Regions from separate parts of the Homo sapiens genome. Here region 2 is linked to region 1. A link is a loop called in an ENCODE intact Hi-C map of the cell type or tissue named here. Cell type or tissue: dorsolateral prefrontal cortex. All regions are shown on one strand.

Region 1 (8,000 bases):
ATCATGTTTTCACAATCAATTTACTCATTTGCTTTAAAATTCTTCGTAGTTTGAGTTCTGAGATATCTAACAGGATGAAGTTTGTTAGAGAATGAAATGAACAGAATGACATTTTATAACAGAAGTGGCATTTCATAACAGAATGAAAACAACCAAAATGATCTTTTCAACAAGCTTCCTCTAATTGCCTTTAGAGAATGTGCCTTCCTCTGCTTACTTGAATAACTAAATAAAGGACAAAACATTTGTAATTTTAATATTAAGAATATACTCAGAGTTGGTAATTTTGTCAAACTGACACCTGATAATTTCAAAAAATGGTCAGAGCATATCCTTACGGTTTAAAACTTTTTTTAAAAAGTCTGTTGAATAGAAATCTTAAACACAGTAAATGATAATGTTAAAAACAAATAAGCTATTGGAAAAGGCTATGAATCAATGTAATCTACCTAAGGTCATATCTGTTAGTAGGCCTGCTGGGGGCTCAGGAGGTATTTAGAATGCACCCAATTGGTCTCAGAAGGCCAGATGTCTCCTATGTCCTGTGAGTCTCCAAGTTCTCCTTTAAACCACACATCTAGCTACTCAGAATGGGGTGTGCTTTGCAGACATCACACAAAGGTGTAATTGGCCAAAAAGTACATTGTTGTCCCTCTCCCTCGTCATTCCATTGTCCTTGTATTACCTTCTCTTCTTTAAGGAAAAAATACACATAATTGTGGTCAATACTGTACTCATTCACATAGTAGAAGTATATAGTACTCAGACAGAGAATATATGATATATGTCCTGGAGTTGTAAAGGGAGGAGGAAAATCAGAGAAATGTGGTGTCCTGGAATCCAAGAGGAGAAAGCATTTTGAGAAGACAGTAGTCAATAATGTCGACTAGAACAGACAGGCCTTGGAAACTAAGGGTTAAGAAAAAGCTACTGGATTTGGTGAGGTCATCGGTCAGCCTTGACAGATTTCAGAAGAAAAGTAGTTTGGGAAGCCTGATTTTTATTTTATTTTATTTTATTTTATTTTATTTTATTTTATTTTATTTTATTTTATTTTATTTCATTTATTTATATTTATGAATGTGGTGTGGGAGGGGCTGGTTATGACAGGAATTTTAAGGTGTGTGTGTGTGTGAGAGCATGAAAACACTGTATTTAGAATATCCTTTAAAGAACTTTGTGAAAGGAAGGCTACCTTGAGGGTGGTGGCTGGAGAGAGACGTGGTAGCATCAGTGAAACACAGCTTTTCAGCCGGTAACACCTGAGTACCTTTGAAGACATGGAAGCTCAAACCTGTGGAAGAAGAAGCTGAGGAGACAGGAATGGGCAGATACAAGAACTAGATCCTCTAGGAGTAAGGAGTGACTCTTACTTTATATTTTTACTTTCTAAACATTCACAATATCAGCATTTATTAGAATGGTGATATAGTCTTTGAAAAATGGTAGCAGGTATGCAAAGGACTCTTACCTAGAACTTGCTGACTAAAAATGAATGCTGATGGTACTGAGCAGGACCTAGTCTACAAAGTTTGCCTGTCAGGAACACATTTTAAACAGAAGCTAAGCTATTATTCCTAGTAATAGGAAGAGCTTGTTAAAGTTTCAGGTTAGATTAGTTCTCTGAGGGTGGAGCCTGTTATGGATAGTCTACGTCAACCTGTCATGTTCTGCTGCCCAAACGTGGTAAATTCTCGCATTGGAATGTAGAACTGAAAAACGGTGCCATAAATAACAATTCCAGGCTGTCAGCATGGAGTGATCACTGCTCCCACCCTCCCGGTTCTACTCTTATTCTAAAGGCCAAAAAAGTTCTGAGAGTATTTATGTTCTATTCAGATTAACTAATTGAGATTTTGGCCTTTTTCTCTAGTTGCCTGTTCCTTTACTCAAAATTAATTTGTTACAAGGCACAGTGAGTTAATTAGTATGATTAGCTCCGTTATCTTCATGCTTGCATTTTTAAGGACTTTAAAGTCAAGGTACTGTTTCACAGATGATTATTTGCAGACAGTTAATTCTTGAGTTATTGTCTTGGGATGGCCGTTATCATATTAGCATGCCTTTTACATTTCTTGATTTTTAAAGAAACATCTCATTTTTATATTCCATTTTAGAACTTTCATTGTCAGTAAATATTACCAATGAGCTTCCGTTCTGTCAACAACATTTTCGTGTCACGTATTTTCAAAATATGAGATTTCAAATTCCAAAATGATTTGTTTCTATAAGTTTAGGGAAGTGGTGGTAGTAAGCATTTCATTAATAAAGTTGTTATAATGAGTACTCAATGTGTATTCAAAGTGTACCTGTTGATAATTTGAAGCAGAACAAAAGAGGGGGAAAAGAAAAAGAATGTACCACTAGGTGCCACTCTGATCTTAAAGCTTGAACCAATGAATGACAATTGCAACAATGACAGTGGTGGTGACATCAATAGACACTTTATGATAAAATGGAGGTAGTTTTTGTGACTATAATATTCTAAATTTAGGACATGAAATTTTAAGCTTGATGAGGATTTTGTCTGAAAATGACTTTTTTCAGATGCTTTGCAAATACTTTGTATTAGTTGATATTACTAAATCATTTATGAAATTAGCAAATGTGGAAGTATTGCTGACTTTTATAAAGGAGAAAGGTGTGGTTTGATGATCCTAGGATAGAGAGTCATCAATTTAGCATTGATATCAACTTTCACTATCATAGTAATAAAGCTATTGAACTATTCTTCTCTGGCTTGGTTATCCAGAAGAGATATCTCTTTCTCAGGAGTGTCATAAAAGACACTTGGTTAAAGTGTGAATAGTGTTCTGATTACAGTAATTGTTAAATATTATTATGTAAAGCGAGGTAATGATAGTAAAAATAAATGAAATGCATGAATGAAGCAGTTACCTGGTGATCAAACTACAAATAAAACATCAGTCCTATGTGGTGATTAAAAATTCTCTCTTCATAGAATATTTCCAAATAAAGAAGTCAAAGACAGTTTTCCTGAATTGTTGATATTTGACTTTCAATACAGTTACTGGTTCACAAAAAACCACTTAATTACCAGACTAATCTAATTGACCTAGGATAGCAGTGAGAGAGCTGTAAGGGGCTCTCTCTTCTTCACCTAGAAGACTTTACTGAACAAAGTCTAGGAGATCCTTGAAATTGTTAGCAAAGCATAAAGATATATACATATGTGTAGGTTCAGCAATATACATGTATCTCATTGGAACTTCAAAGACACTCATCAAAAAAGGGTTATATCCACTCTTCTAGGGTATTTGATAGTGGCAATGGCTAACATCACATCCAAGGGCTTGGTTGAAGGTAAAAATCAGTGCGAACGAACATCAAAAGCAACTTTCAGTGGGAAAAGTAACAAAGTGTCAACCTGAGGTCTCAACAGGAACTTTGGTTGTCATATGTAAAGCAATAAAGGCATTCCTTAGGACAACCTATACACATATGAGGGCCAAGAATTTTTTGTTTGTTTAGGTTTTTAAGCTCTGTTTTAAAAATCACATCTTCCCTCAAGTGCTGCAAACATAAAATCATTCCTGTCCTTTTACTCTCAAAATTGTGGTCCCTTTCTCTCTACCTTTCCCGAAACCAAAGGCCTGTGTGTGACCTTTGAACGAACTCACCCAACCTAGCAAAGTCATGATGCATTATTCCATGATGGGTGGGCCAGTGGGAGGGCTACCATTACAGAATACTTTCTCTTGGACTAGAAAGGTTTCCTAGGAGAATGAAGACAGAAGTTAAGTATATTGAAGAACTGGCAGAATTCATGCACTCAGTTAAAATGAAGAGACACTGCCTCCTGGAGGCCTGTATTGGGATAGCCGTGGTACAGTGTGAGGAAATGAGTAGTTTACACTCCCAGCCTAGATGGAATCAAAGCTTATTCCAGCCATGGCTGAGAGTGTGTCTGGAGACATAGCTAACAGAGAATTTATATTTTCTGACTGACAGTGAAAAATGAATGTTTTCACACCGTGGTAACTAAAATTTGGGGCAGTCATCTTTATTCACATTTGAATAAAACACCGATTCATGACAGGCTTCAGGTTGCTTAGTCAATCAGTTACGCGGCCAAAACTGCTGCGTCTGAGTCTCTTCCTCTCTGCTGGGCAGTTCCTTTTGGTTGTTTTTATTAGGTCTCAGTGTTACCTCTCGTGTGTTTTTCTTCTGTTATGTGCTCCAACAGGACAGAATTATTAGATCTGTACTGTCTTTGTAACCTAATTATTTTCCTGTCTCACATACTGCATTGATATATCCAGGTTTCCAAACATATGTATAGTTACAATTACACTGTGAATTTAAACTACTTAAGTCATATTATTTTAATCTACCAAAGATTTGAAATATTAATAACAACAGCACATGAAGATTATATTTTGGATTCTAATTTAAGAGAGTATACCTGTGATGGTTAATACTGAGTGTCAACTTGATTGAATTGAAGGATTCAATCATGGATTAAATTATTGATCCTGGGTGTGTCTGTGAGGGTGTTGCCAAAGGAGATTAACATTTGAGTCAGTGGGCCGAGAAAGGCAGACCCACCCTTAATCTGGGTGGGCACAATCTAATTAGCTGCCAGCACAGCTAGAATATAAGCAGGCAGAAAAATCTGAAAAGAGAGACTGGCCTAGCCTCCCAGCCTACATCTTTCTCCCAGGCTGGGTGCTTCCTGTCCTCAAACATCGAACTCCAAGTTCTTCAGTTTGGGAACTCAGACTGGCTCTTTTTGCTCCTCAGCCCACAGACGGCCTATTGTGAGACCTTGTGATCATGTGAATTAATACTTAATAAACTCCCCTTTATATATATGTCTATTCCATTAATTTTGTCCCTGTAGAGAACCCTAATATAGTACCCACTTAGACTATTAAATAATTAGTCATCTTAAGGAAAAGAAAATAGCAACACATACTTAAATTGCATTGTACTGTTCTAAGCACTTCACATATATTTATTGATTTTTATCACCATAACAGACCTTATGAAAGAGATACTATGCAATAATATAATTTATATATAATCTGATCTTATTCTAAAAAAAGAGAAGCAAATACCTAGACATGTATTTGGAAATAGTACCTTTAGTTTGGGCTGCTGTGTTTCTTATCTGGAGTCTTGACTTAAGGCCCCTGGATTTGCAACTGTCAGCTAACAGCTGACAACTCTCACCTGGTATGTCAGTCAGATCCAGAAAATAACAATAATTTGCAAATAGCTCTTTAAAAACTCAGGCTTTTAGGACACAAAATTCCTCACCTGGAATGGCATTTGTCTGATGAGTAAGGAGAGATGACTTGAGAAGCTTAATGAGAAAAAATGTGTTGAGTCCAAAAGTAAATATAATAAGTTCTCAAAGAAAAATCAACCTTGTAGTAAATGGTCTTAGAAATGTCTAATGTGCATCACAGGATAACCTGTTTAAAAAATGTGACATATGCAATGGATTCCCAAAAGGTTTGTATGCACATATGGAGAGAGAATGGCCATATGGGATGAAGAGGGAGGGGATGTAGGTAGTGAAGGCTCGGACTCAGGAGGCTAACAGTGTCAGAGAACTACTTGTATAGCACTTGTAGGCTAATTGTTGGGTGGGAGAGGCAGAGAATGCAAGGAACTCAACACAGTATTTGGTATAGTAACAGGCCCTGTATGCTCGAGCTACAGTGTTGATCATTACATTCAATTAGTCAGAATCTTTTTAAGTAAGGTATCTACTTTACCATTTTTTAAAGATGTGAAGAAATCAGAGCATGAACTGAGACAGAAACACAATATTTATTCATCAATTCATTTGTTCAACCTACTTTTTGCCACACATTTTGTTTGGCATTGAAGATACAACAATAAACCCTTATGAGGCTTATATATGGAGTTCATGGAGTTGCCATGAACTGAGATTAAAAAACTGTAGGAGGAGGTTTGGTTTGGAGTGAGGAGAAGAGTAGACCTCAGTTTTGAAGATGCTTAGTTTGAGGTTTTTTGTTTTTTTTTTTTGAGTTGGAGTCTCACTCTGCTGCCCAGGCTGGAATGCAGTGGCACGATCTCGGCTCACTGCAACCTCCGCCTCCTGGGTTCAAGTGATTCTCCTGCCTCAGCCTCCAAAATAGCTGGGACTATAGGCATACGCCACCATGCCCAGATAACTTTTGTATTTTTTAGTTAGAGACAAGGTTTTACCATATTGGCCAGGCTGGTCTTGAACTCCTGACCTCAGGTGATCCACCTGCCTCAATCTGCCAAAGTGTTAGGATTACAGGCATGAGCCACAGTACCCGGCCAGTTTGAGGTTTTAGATATCTAAGTGAAGATGCTGAGCAGAGAGTTAGGTAATGAAAAAAAGAGTTTAGTGAGAAGCCTAGGCAGGAGATACACATTTGGGAGTTTTGGTAATCACTAGTGTCATTCACCAAATATTTCCATTTCACCTTCTAATATGGTTTTATGTTAGAATTGTATTTTTCTACTCATCATGGCCCTGTGACTTGCTCTGTCCAACTAAAATCAAGTGGAAATAATACATGTTACTTCTGGATGGAAGCTTTAGTAATTAATGCACAATGTCACATTCTTATCTCTGTCACAGCAGCTGGCAGTACTCTTTATGGTAGCTGCTCTACGAGCTGTGTCCCAGAGAAAGGACAACATGGGATACAATACCTAGGCAAACCACAACTGAAAGGCAACATGAGTGAGAAACCTTTCTTAAGCTACTGGGACTGGGGTGTGGTTGTTTTTAACCCAGGAAGACTTAGCCTGTTCTAACTTGAATGGGAATCATGATAGATTGAGAGATGAAGCTAGAGATATAGACAGATAATAAGAAAGAGAAGTTCCAGGGCAAGGGAGGCTGGGAGTATTCCAACATTGAAAGGTTGGGGAGTAAAGGAACCAGCCAAGACTGAGAGGAAGCATTTGAGACCATGTGGTGTCCCGGAAGTCAAGTGAAGAAAGTGCTTCAAGAAGGAAATAATGTTTAACCAGGTCAAAGGCTGCTAAGTCAAGTAAGATGAAGAATCTGGATTTCCACTTTGGAGATCATTGGAGAGCTTGGCAGGAGCAGTTTTGATGGAGCAATCAGGCAAAAGCATACTCCGAGTGGGTTTAAGTGAGAACAGGAAGAGAGAAACTGTACAGAGCAAGTCTATTTGTTTCAAAGTGTGGAAATGGGGTCATACCAGGACAGGAAAGTGGGATTGTGAGTGCCTTAAAAAAATGATAGAAATACTGCATGTTGAGTACAGATGGGAAAATAAAACATGTAGGAGGAAGGGGCAATTGTGGGAGTTGTATCCTTGAGCAGAAGAGATGGAATTAGATTTACGTGTTCAAATGGAGGGGTCAGCTTTGTTAGGAAATGGGTGGTCATGAATTTAAAGTGAGATCAATCAGCACAATTATGTGTTTTTCTTCAGACACATTCAGCTGTGTGGGTGCAGGTGTGGAGTAGATGAAGCACTGGATTCAACTAGGCTTGAAAGTGATGACTTGATTACCATTTTCAAGTACAGTTGTCCCTCAGTATCCATGGTGGATTGGTGCCAAAACCGCCACAACCCCCTTCCCCTCCAGGATACCAAAATCCTCTTATTTGAAATGGCATAATAAAGACAGGTTGGTGGTGCGTGCCTATAATCCCAGCTACTCAGGAGGCTGAAGTGGGAGGATCACCCAAGAGTTCAAGGCCAGCCTGGGCAACATACTGAGACCCCATGTCTTAAAAAAAAATTAAAAATGGCATAGTATTTGCATATAACTTACACACATCTTCGTGTATACTTTAAATAATCTCTAGATTAGTTATACCTAATGCAATGCAAATGCTATGTAAATAGTTTTACTGTATTGTTTAGGGGCTAATGACAAGAAAAATCTGTCCATGTTCAGTACAAATGTGGTTTTTTTCCTGAATATTTTGCATCTATGGTTGGTTGAATCCATGGATATGGAACTCAGATATAGAGGGCTGACTGTAT
Region 2 (8,000 bases), 220 kb before region 1:
TATGCAGCATACAAAATATGTGTTAGTTGACTGTTTATGTTATAGGTAAGGCTTCCAGTCAACAGTAGCTATTAGTAGTTAAGTGGACTTTTGACTACATTCATGGCCAGCACCCCTCACCTCCACATTGTTCAAGTCAACTATATTTTTATTTTATGGATACTCTTAAATTATATATATAATTAGGTTTACTTTTTTGAGTTGGTTGCTAGGAAACTCAGAGTCAAAATTGTGGCCCATATCTAAAAAGGGTGCAAGATCTATGGCATGCATCTTGGATGAAAACTTTATCCCTGCATTATCTTTTCCCCATCCTCATTTTATGATTTTATCATAAATTCTTTGATACTTTTATTAGAGTTTTCCAGAGAACTCTAATAGATGTTTGTATCTATCTATCTGTCTATCTATCTATCTATCTATCTATCTATCTATATCTGTCATCTATTTATTTTAAAGAATTGGCTCATACAATTGTGGAGCCTTACAAGTCCAAAATCTGCAGGGTAGGCCAGCAGGCTGGAGAGCCAGGAAAGTGTTGGTGTTGCAGTTTGAGTGAGAAGACACTCTGCTGGCAGAATTCCCTCCTTTTTGGGGAAGTCAGTCTTTTCTATTAAAAATTCTAACTGGATGAGGCCCCTCGATAATATGGAGAATAATCTGCTTTACTCAAAGTCTCCTGATTAAAATATTAATCTCACATGAAAAACACCTTCACAGAAACATTTAAAATAAGTTTGATCAAATAACTGGATACTGTGGTCCAGTCCAGTTGATACGTAAAATTAATCATCATAGTATGTTATGCATTTTTTTTGAAACATGGTCTCACTCTGTCACCCAGTGCAGTGGCATGATCTCAGCTAACTGCAGCCTCCGCCTCCTGGGTTCAAGCAATTCTCCTGTCTCAGTCTCCCAAGTAGCTGGGATTACAGGTGTGCACCACCACGCCCAGCTAACTTTTGTATTGTTGTAGAGATAGGGTTTCGCCATGTTGGCCAGGCTGGTCTCGAACTCCTGACCTCAAGTGATCTACCTGCTTGGCCTCCCAAAGTGCTGGGATTACAGGCATGAATCACTGCACCCAGCTGTTATGCATTTTTATAACCCTCCTTGAAGTCTTTCTTGAAATAAAGCAGGGTATAGAACATACCTAAGGTAAAATGTGGTTTTCCTTTTTAGTAATTTATGAAATATGTGCTGTTATCTTTAGTTTATTTTAGCCCCAATATTGTATCATTTGAGATGGCCATTTCTTCATCACTCTGGCATTGAGGAGCTATATGTAGCTACGGTCTGCAAGCCAACCATCCTGGGCAAGTCAAACAGACACTTCTACTTAGGTCTTCCAGTGGATGTGCCTCTCTCTGGACATTTAAAAAAATCTGAATATTGCCTATGGAAGTAAGTAATAACTGAACACTTAAACTTCAATTCCGTACTTGTCGCAGTTTAAGACTCTTGATTGAAATTATTGGAAATACATCTCTAGTTCCTTAAGCAAGAAGGGAGTTTATTGGAAGCATTCAAAGTTAGGGTGGCATGTGCTTTTAGAAACTAAAGAGGCTGAAGATGGTGGCTCACACCTGTTATTCTAGCACTTTGGGAAGCCTAGGAGTTTGAGACCAGCCTAGGCAATATAGTGAGACCCTGTCTTTACAAAACCAGAAAAATTAGCTGGGTGTGGTGGCACGTGCCTGTAGTCCTAGCTACTTGGGAGGCTGGTGTGGGAGGATTGCTTGAGCCTGGGAGGTAGAGGCTGCAGTGAGCTGTGATCGTGCCACCACACTCCAGCCTGGTTGACAGAGCGAGCCCTGTCTCAAACAAACAAACAACAAACAAACAAACAAAAAGCCCAAATAACTAAAGAGAAACACATAATACACAAAAAGCTTAGAAGTGAATTACATACTGTGATTATAAAATTATTATTATCTCATAACAGATTATTAAGTATCTCATAGCCATCATTTTTCTTTATGTCTAACCTAATCCCTGCTGCTGAGATCCAAACAATTCTCTTTCTGCCTGATTATTAGCAGAAAGACAAACTTTTCAGTCAAGGGCAGAAAGCATATTTTGGTCAGGTGTCTACTACCAGGCTAAGAGGCTGTGGCCAGGACAGCAGGGTCTATAGTAGAAATGTAGCTTGTGGGGCCTGTCTGTGTTTGTGTATGTGTGGTGGGGTGTGGGGAAGAGGAGAGAGAGACAGAGGTGTGGGGAGAGAAAAGTAGTAAAGTAGGCTATTTCTCAGTAAACAGATGCTTGGGCCAGGTAGACACCATAAACCTTGTCTATTATGATTTTTCTTATATAATTGGTGGTTTCAAGCCTCTTAGAATAATAATAAAGAAGAAAGTCAGAATATTGAGGTATGGAGATATTCTTGAAAGATGTACTAGTCAATCTCTTCATCCAGCTACCTTAAAACCATTATTACTAAAAAGTTGTGTATACTTATTGTGAGAATAAAAGAGTAGCGACATACAATATGAAACATAAAACTCCTCCCATGTCAATATTGGCTCCCACACCACTAATCCCAGTGCCATTCACTAGAGGTTAAATGTTCAGTTTGGTAGGTAGCCATCAGATGTTCTTCTTTTTTTTTTTTGAGATGGAGTTTCGCTCTTGTTGCCCAGGCTGGAGTGCAATGGTGCGATCTGGGCTCACCGCAACCTCCACCTCCCAGGTTCAAGCGATTCTCCTGCCTCAGCCTCCAGAGTAGCTGGGATTACAGGCATGCGTCACCACACCCAGGTAATTTTTTTGTATTTTTAGTAGAGACGGGGTTTCTCCATGTTGGTCGGGCTGGTCTCGAAGTCCCGACCTCAGGTGATCTGCCCACCTTGGCCTCCCAAAGTGCTGTGATTACAGGCATGAGCCACTGCGCCTGGCCCAGGTGTTTTCTTCAAATATATAACTATCTTTATTCAAAAATATCTGTAACATATATGTAGTGCCAATCAGGAGGCTTTTAGCTAGAAGTGAGAGAACACTTGGTTCAAACTAGCTTAATTCATGAGGACATTTACTACTCTAGGAGCAGGAAGTCTGAAGGTAGGCTGTCTCCAGGCACAGTATAATCAAGGCTCTGGCTCAGCTTCTCTGTGATCTTTTTCCCCGACTCTGCCTTCCTATATATGTTGGCTGGTCTTCAGCTGGCTTCCTGCATGGTGGCCAGATGGATCTCAACAGCATGCTGGTCACATGCTTCTTTGTTCACATCCAGTTGCAGAGGGAGAAAATGCTCAATCATGGAATAATTTGATTGTACCAACTTAAATCTTGTGTTCACCTCTGGATCGATACCAGCTGTGGAACACTGCCACGTGTTGATTTTTTAAAGCTTGGATTCCTAAACCAAGGGGATTGGATTACCATGATCAACTTAGACTGATCAGAATCCATCCCTGGAGCTGGAATGGAGTCAATTTCCACTGAGCCACATGACTCGTGTGGGAAGATATTAATATATAACGGATTGTGAGGAAAGCAGAAATGTCGGCGTGTGAATAGATAACACGAATGTTAGTCTCCAGCCCCACTATAAGACCATAGTATACATGAGATTTGAATTTTTTTCAAGAAGGGAGTTATTTTTAAATTTTCGTGCTAAGAACTGAAGATTATAAATTGCAGATTTATAAGGAGTATGGTCACTAGGATGTTTACGAAAAGCAGATATAGACATTTTCGTAGAACCTAACTATAAACATTGGCCAGGGAAGGATAATATTTTAGGTTATCAGCAGTCAATTATATCACAGGGGCAGAGTCCCGAATAGAGACTATTTGGAGGTGTGGGGAGGTGATGCTGCCATTGAAGGGCAGCCTTTGAAGTCTCCCCACTGTCTCTTGCTGCTGCCTAGCTACTTTCAGCTGATCATTATTTATAATCCCTGCTCAATCACCTCCCTGGGTCTTGAAATGGTAGCATTTCAGGCAGTGGGTCATGGTCTGAATCTAGTCATCTTTTTATTATTTTAAGGTTACTGGTAATGTTGAAAAAATACTTCTAGCCTTTCCAAATATTGCTGGATACTAGAAATTTGAATTTCTGTAATTTCTATTAATGATATATAATTAAATCCAGATACTTCAGTATTGCACAGCTCAGTCATTAGCAAATGGATACAGTGCCAAAGCTGGTAGCTCTCCAAGTTGCAGGTGGTTCTCAATGGTATCCAGGGTGATATTTGGGCTATAGCCACAGGCAAAATGGCAAAGTAGAAGCGAAGCGAACTTGGGTCACATCCACTGTCTTTTTTGCATCATTCTTCCAGCAGTTGAAAGGAATAATAGAGTGATCCTCATATCAAAGACTTCTTTGATGGGTCTGACATGGAGGTGGGTAGATGATGGCATTATGGAAAGCAAGGGGTGGTGTACAAAGTGACATGTCCTCTAGAGGAGTGACTTTTATGTAAAGGAGAAGAAGCATTATAGAGTAAGAACTCTCCTGCACCATTCTTGACTCAGGGATATGGAGTGATGAGCAGTGCTTATCCAAGGGTTGCTAGAGAAGTGAAATCCTCAGTGCAGAGCCAGGAGAAGGAGGCAGAGCTCCGAGAAGCTGTTCCTGCTTGACTGCTCAAAGGGAAGGATGTCTCAATGAGGCCACGGCACACCCACTGCCGGGATGGAGGAAGAAGGTGTTAAGGATGGTCGCTGGTGGTCTGTCCACCACCAGAGACATACTCTCTGGATATTTGTTTTTGTCATCTCTACGGTGGAGGTGAAAATACTTACCCTGCAAGGCTGTTGTGAGGATCACGTATAATCATCCTCCTTGAACGCACCCTTTGTTTCAGAATTGCTGTTTTCCAACCTTGCATCATAATGTAAAAGTTTATTCTCTAAGTGAAGCTGATCTCATCTATCAAAAAAAAAAAATGATTCTTGCTTCTGCCTTTTCCCCTTATTGCCATTCTCCTTCTTCTGTACCTGTTTGCTTAAAGAAAAGGTCAGCGACTTGGCCACCCCATTCCTGAACTGTTGCCAACTGTTGGTATGTGCACAGCCTTGCTGAAAACTCCCAAGGCACCAATTGCTTTTTAAAACCTCAAAATCACTTAGTGACACTTATCAACAGCTAATATTAACGGATAGTGACGAATACCACAGATGTCTTCCCAGAACTGACAGCATAAAATCAGTGTAGCCTGGGCTAGGGAATGTTAAAAAATTATAGAAGTAAAGTGCATATTTTCCAACTTTTATCTTGTAATAAAACTTTCTATATTTTTAAGTGCTTAATTACCATTCCTTCCTCTTTAACAAAAAATAATATCTGGCCAGGCATGGTGGCTCACATCTGTAATCCCAGCACTTGGGGAGGCCGAGGTGGGTGGTTCACTTGTGGTCAGGAGTTTGAGATCAGCCTGGCCAACATGGTGAAACCCCATCTCTACTAAAAATACAAAAATTAGCTAGGCATGGTGGTGGGCGCCTGTAATCCCAGCTACTTGGAAGGCTAAGGCAGGAGAATCACTTGAATCCAGGAGGCGGGAGTTACAGTGACCAGAGATCACACCACTGCACTCCAGCCTGGGCGACAGAGCAAGACTGTCTCAAATAAATAAATACATAAATAAATAAATAAATAAAATCTAATGCAATGAGTTTCACTCTGAGGAAAAGAAAACATATCAAAAAAATCTCAACAACTTTAAGAAGTTTTCAAACTTAAAACTTCATTTATAAGGTGATCATAATGTTACTAAATAGGCCATAGAAAATACAATGTATTTATTTAGATTGTGTGGGCACCAATCATCAAACCACCATCTTTGATTATGAAGATCAGTGCTATAATCTCATCTAAGTTTACACAGTGGGCTTCTGAACACCACACTGGAGGAAGCAGAGAGAAGAGGTTGTGTTATATATTCACCCTGAGCACAACAAATACTCTTGGCCACTTTGGTTTCGGTTTTTAGTTGGAGTTAGGAAGTTTTGGGGGAACAGTTTTTGGCTGTTAAGAATCGAACTCCATGTCTAGATGCATAGCAGTAAATATTGTATTCTTAGAAGTTTTCCAGCTGAAATTTATGTTCAATGAATATTTACTGAGCATTTATTACATGCAAAGCTCTGTCTTATGGGCTGGAAATATGACTAGGATACAAATTTAGTTTTTAAGGAGCTTAGAATTTTTTGGTATGTATTTATGTGTGGGTGTGTAAAATGGCAAAAAAATCTTTTTAAATAGTTTAAGAAGTTAGTACCACAATTATTTCTAAGAGGCTGATGACTTCCTTTGGAGAGGAATTTTCTGATCTTCTTTTTGAGGAATATAAGCCTATATTCTCAGAGCCGAATGAGAGAAAGGGGTGGGGTTCTTGTTTATTCAGTATGTAGACTTTTACTTTGTTCCTCGGTTTTAATTTTACCTCAGTGCTGCCCTCAGCTGTGCCTGGAGCACAGGGCACCTCCAGTTCGGCCTCTCCAGAAGTAAACTTGTCTTCTGCCTATCTTGTGTTTGTTGGGAGGAGGTGACCTGGGACTCTACTACTATTGATGAAGAATCCGAAAAAGTCTTCTATTAGCCCTGTGCCACACCCTACCTATGAGGTAGACTTTGTCTCTTATTCCCCCAAATTCCTTGCCCATTTATTTACCATCTTCCAAAATTAATTAACATTTAACATCATTTCCTTTACTGAGCTTCTTATGATTTTGGGTTTATTAGTGTTCATTCCTTTACTTTTGTATTTCAGGCTTTTGGGAAGAAGCAGAGGTAATTTCTTTTGCACAAAAATGTGTGCAGGCCGGGAGCGGTGGCTCACACCTGTAATCCCAGCACTTTGGGAGGCCGAGGAGGGCAGATTACCTGAGGTCGGGAGTTCAAGACCAGCCTGACCAACATGGAGAAGCCCCATCTGTACTAAAAATACAAAATTAGCTGAGCATGGTGGTGCATGCCTGTAACCCCAGCTACTTGGGAGACTGAGGCAGGAGAATTGCTTGAACCTGGGAGGTGGAGGTTGTGGTGAGCTGAGATTGCGCCATTGCCCTCCAGCCTAGGCAATAAGAGTGATACTCTGTCTCAAAAAACAAAACAAAACAAAACAAAACAAAACAAAAAACAAAACAAAATGTGTACAATTACCTATGTTTGACTCTGTGAGATCTTTGGACACAGCACCTTGCCATCTTTGCAGCACTGTTCCCAGACCACTGCTTGTGTTGGTTGGAATGGTGCTTGGCATATCTCATCCATGCTATTTATTGACACAATTAGAAGTTTACTGTTCCATAGCAGCTGCCATATGACAAGTCTGAAGCACATTACATCACTCTCTGGGGGATCTTTGTGGTATTGTATAACATAGTGGACTTGGTACATTTGCTAAATCCTCTATTACACAAAGTACTATTCTAAGTGGGATATAAGATTGGAATCAGCATGCAATTAGCCTTAAAGGAGTCTGGACTCCAGGTATTCTACTGAGGGAGCTAAGAAACACTCATAAGGCCAGGCACAGTGGCTGACGCTTATAATCCCAGCACTTCGGCAGGCTGAGGTGGGCGGATCACAAGGTCAAGAGATCGAGACCATCCTGGCCAATATGGTGAAACCTTACTAAAAATACAAAAATTAGCTGGGTGTGGTGGCACGTGCCTGTGGTCCCAGCTACTTGGGAGTCTGAGGCAGGAGAATCTCTTGAACCCGGGAGGTGGAGGTTGCAGTGAGCCGAGATTGCACCACTGCACTCCAGCCTGGTGACACAGCGAGACTCCGTCTCAAAAAAAAAAAAAACAAACCCCAAAAACAAAAAAACACTCATAAGTCACTATAATACAACAAAGGAATCTCTCTCTTTTTTTTTTTTTTGTAGCCTGTGTATACCTGTCATCAATTATGCTATGTAGTTCAGCAATGAAATAGCAGACTTCTCTAAAAGTCTCAACTTGGGCTGTGTGGCCTGGGGCTTAAGAGCATGGACTCTGGAGCTAAGTGGCCAGTGCCAAATCCTGGATTTGAATCAAAAGCC

Evidence for each region. A loop is a pair of places that touch in the nucleus more often than their neighbours do. Peaks named below come from ENCODE experiments on the same cell type or tissue, not always from the same donor. Only the 100,000 strongest peaks of a DNase experiment are listed, where the experiment ranks them.
Region 2: it touches region 1 in a loop (5-fold over the local background); 2 of 110 quality-filtered maps call a loop at or near these places.

The regions. Positions count from the first base shown.
Region 1 is chr14:38,717,852-38,725,851 of GRCh38, reverse strand. No RefSeq gene overlaps it. Among named protein-coding and RNA genes, the nearest start is that of LINC00639, 200 kb to the left of the region's middle. In dorsolateral prefrontal cortex, CTCF peaks have their summits at 3,630 and 3,833 (motif pointing left); a DNase peak (open chromatin) is centred at 3,831; H3K27ac peaks cover 326 bases.
Region 2 is chr14:38,940,096-38,948,095 of GRCh38, reverse strand. No RefSeq gene overlaps it. Among named protein-coding and RNA genes, the nearest start is that of LINC00639, 27 kb to the right of the region's middle. In dorsolateral prefrontal cortex, no CTCF peak of the experiment used is centred here; DNase peaks (open chromatin) are centred at 528 and 3,165; H3K4me3 peaks cover 4,335 bases; H3K27ac peaks cover 7,444 bases.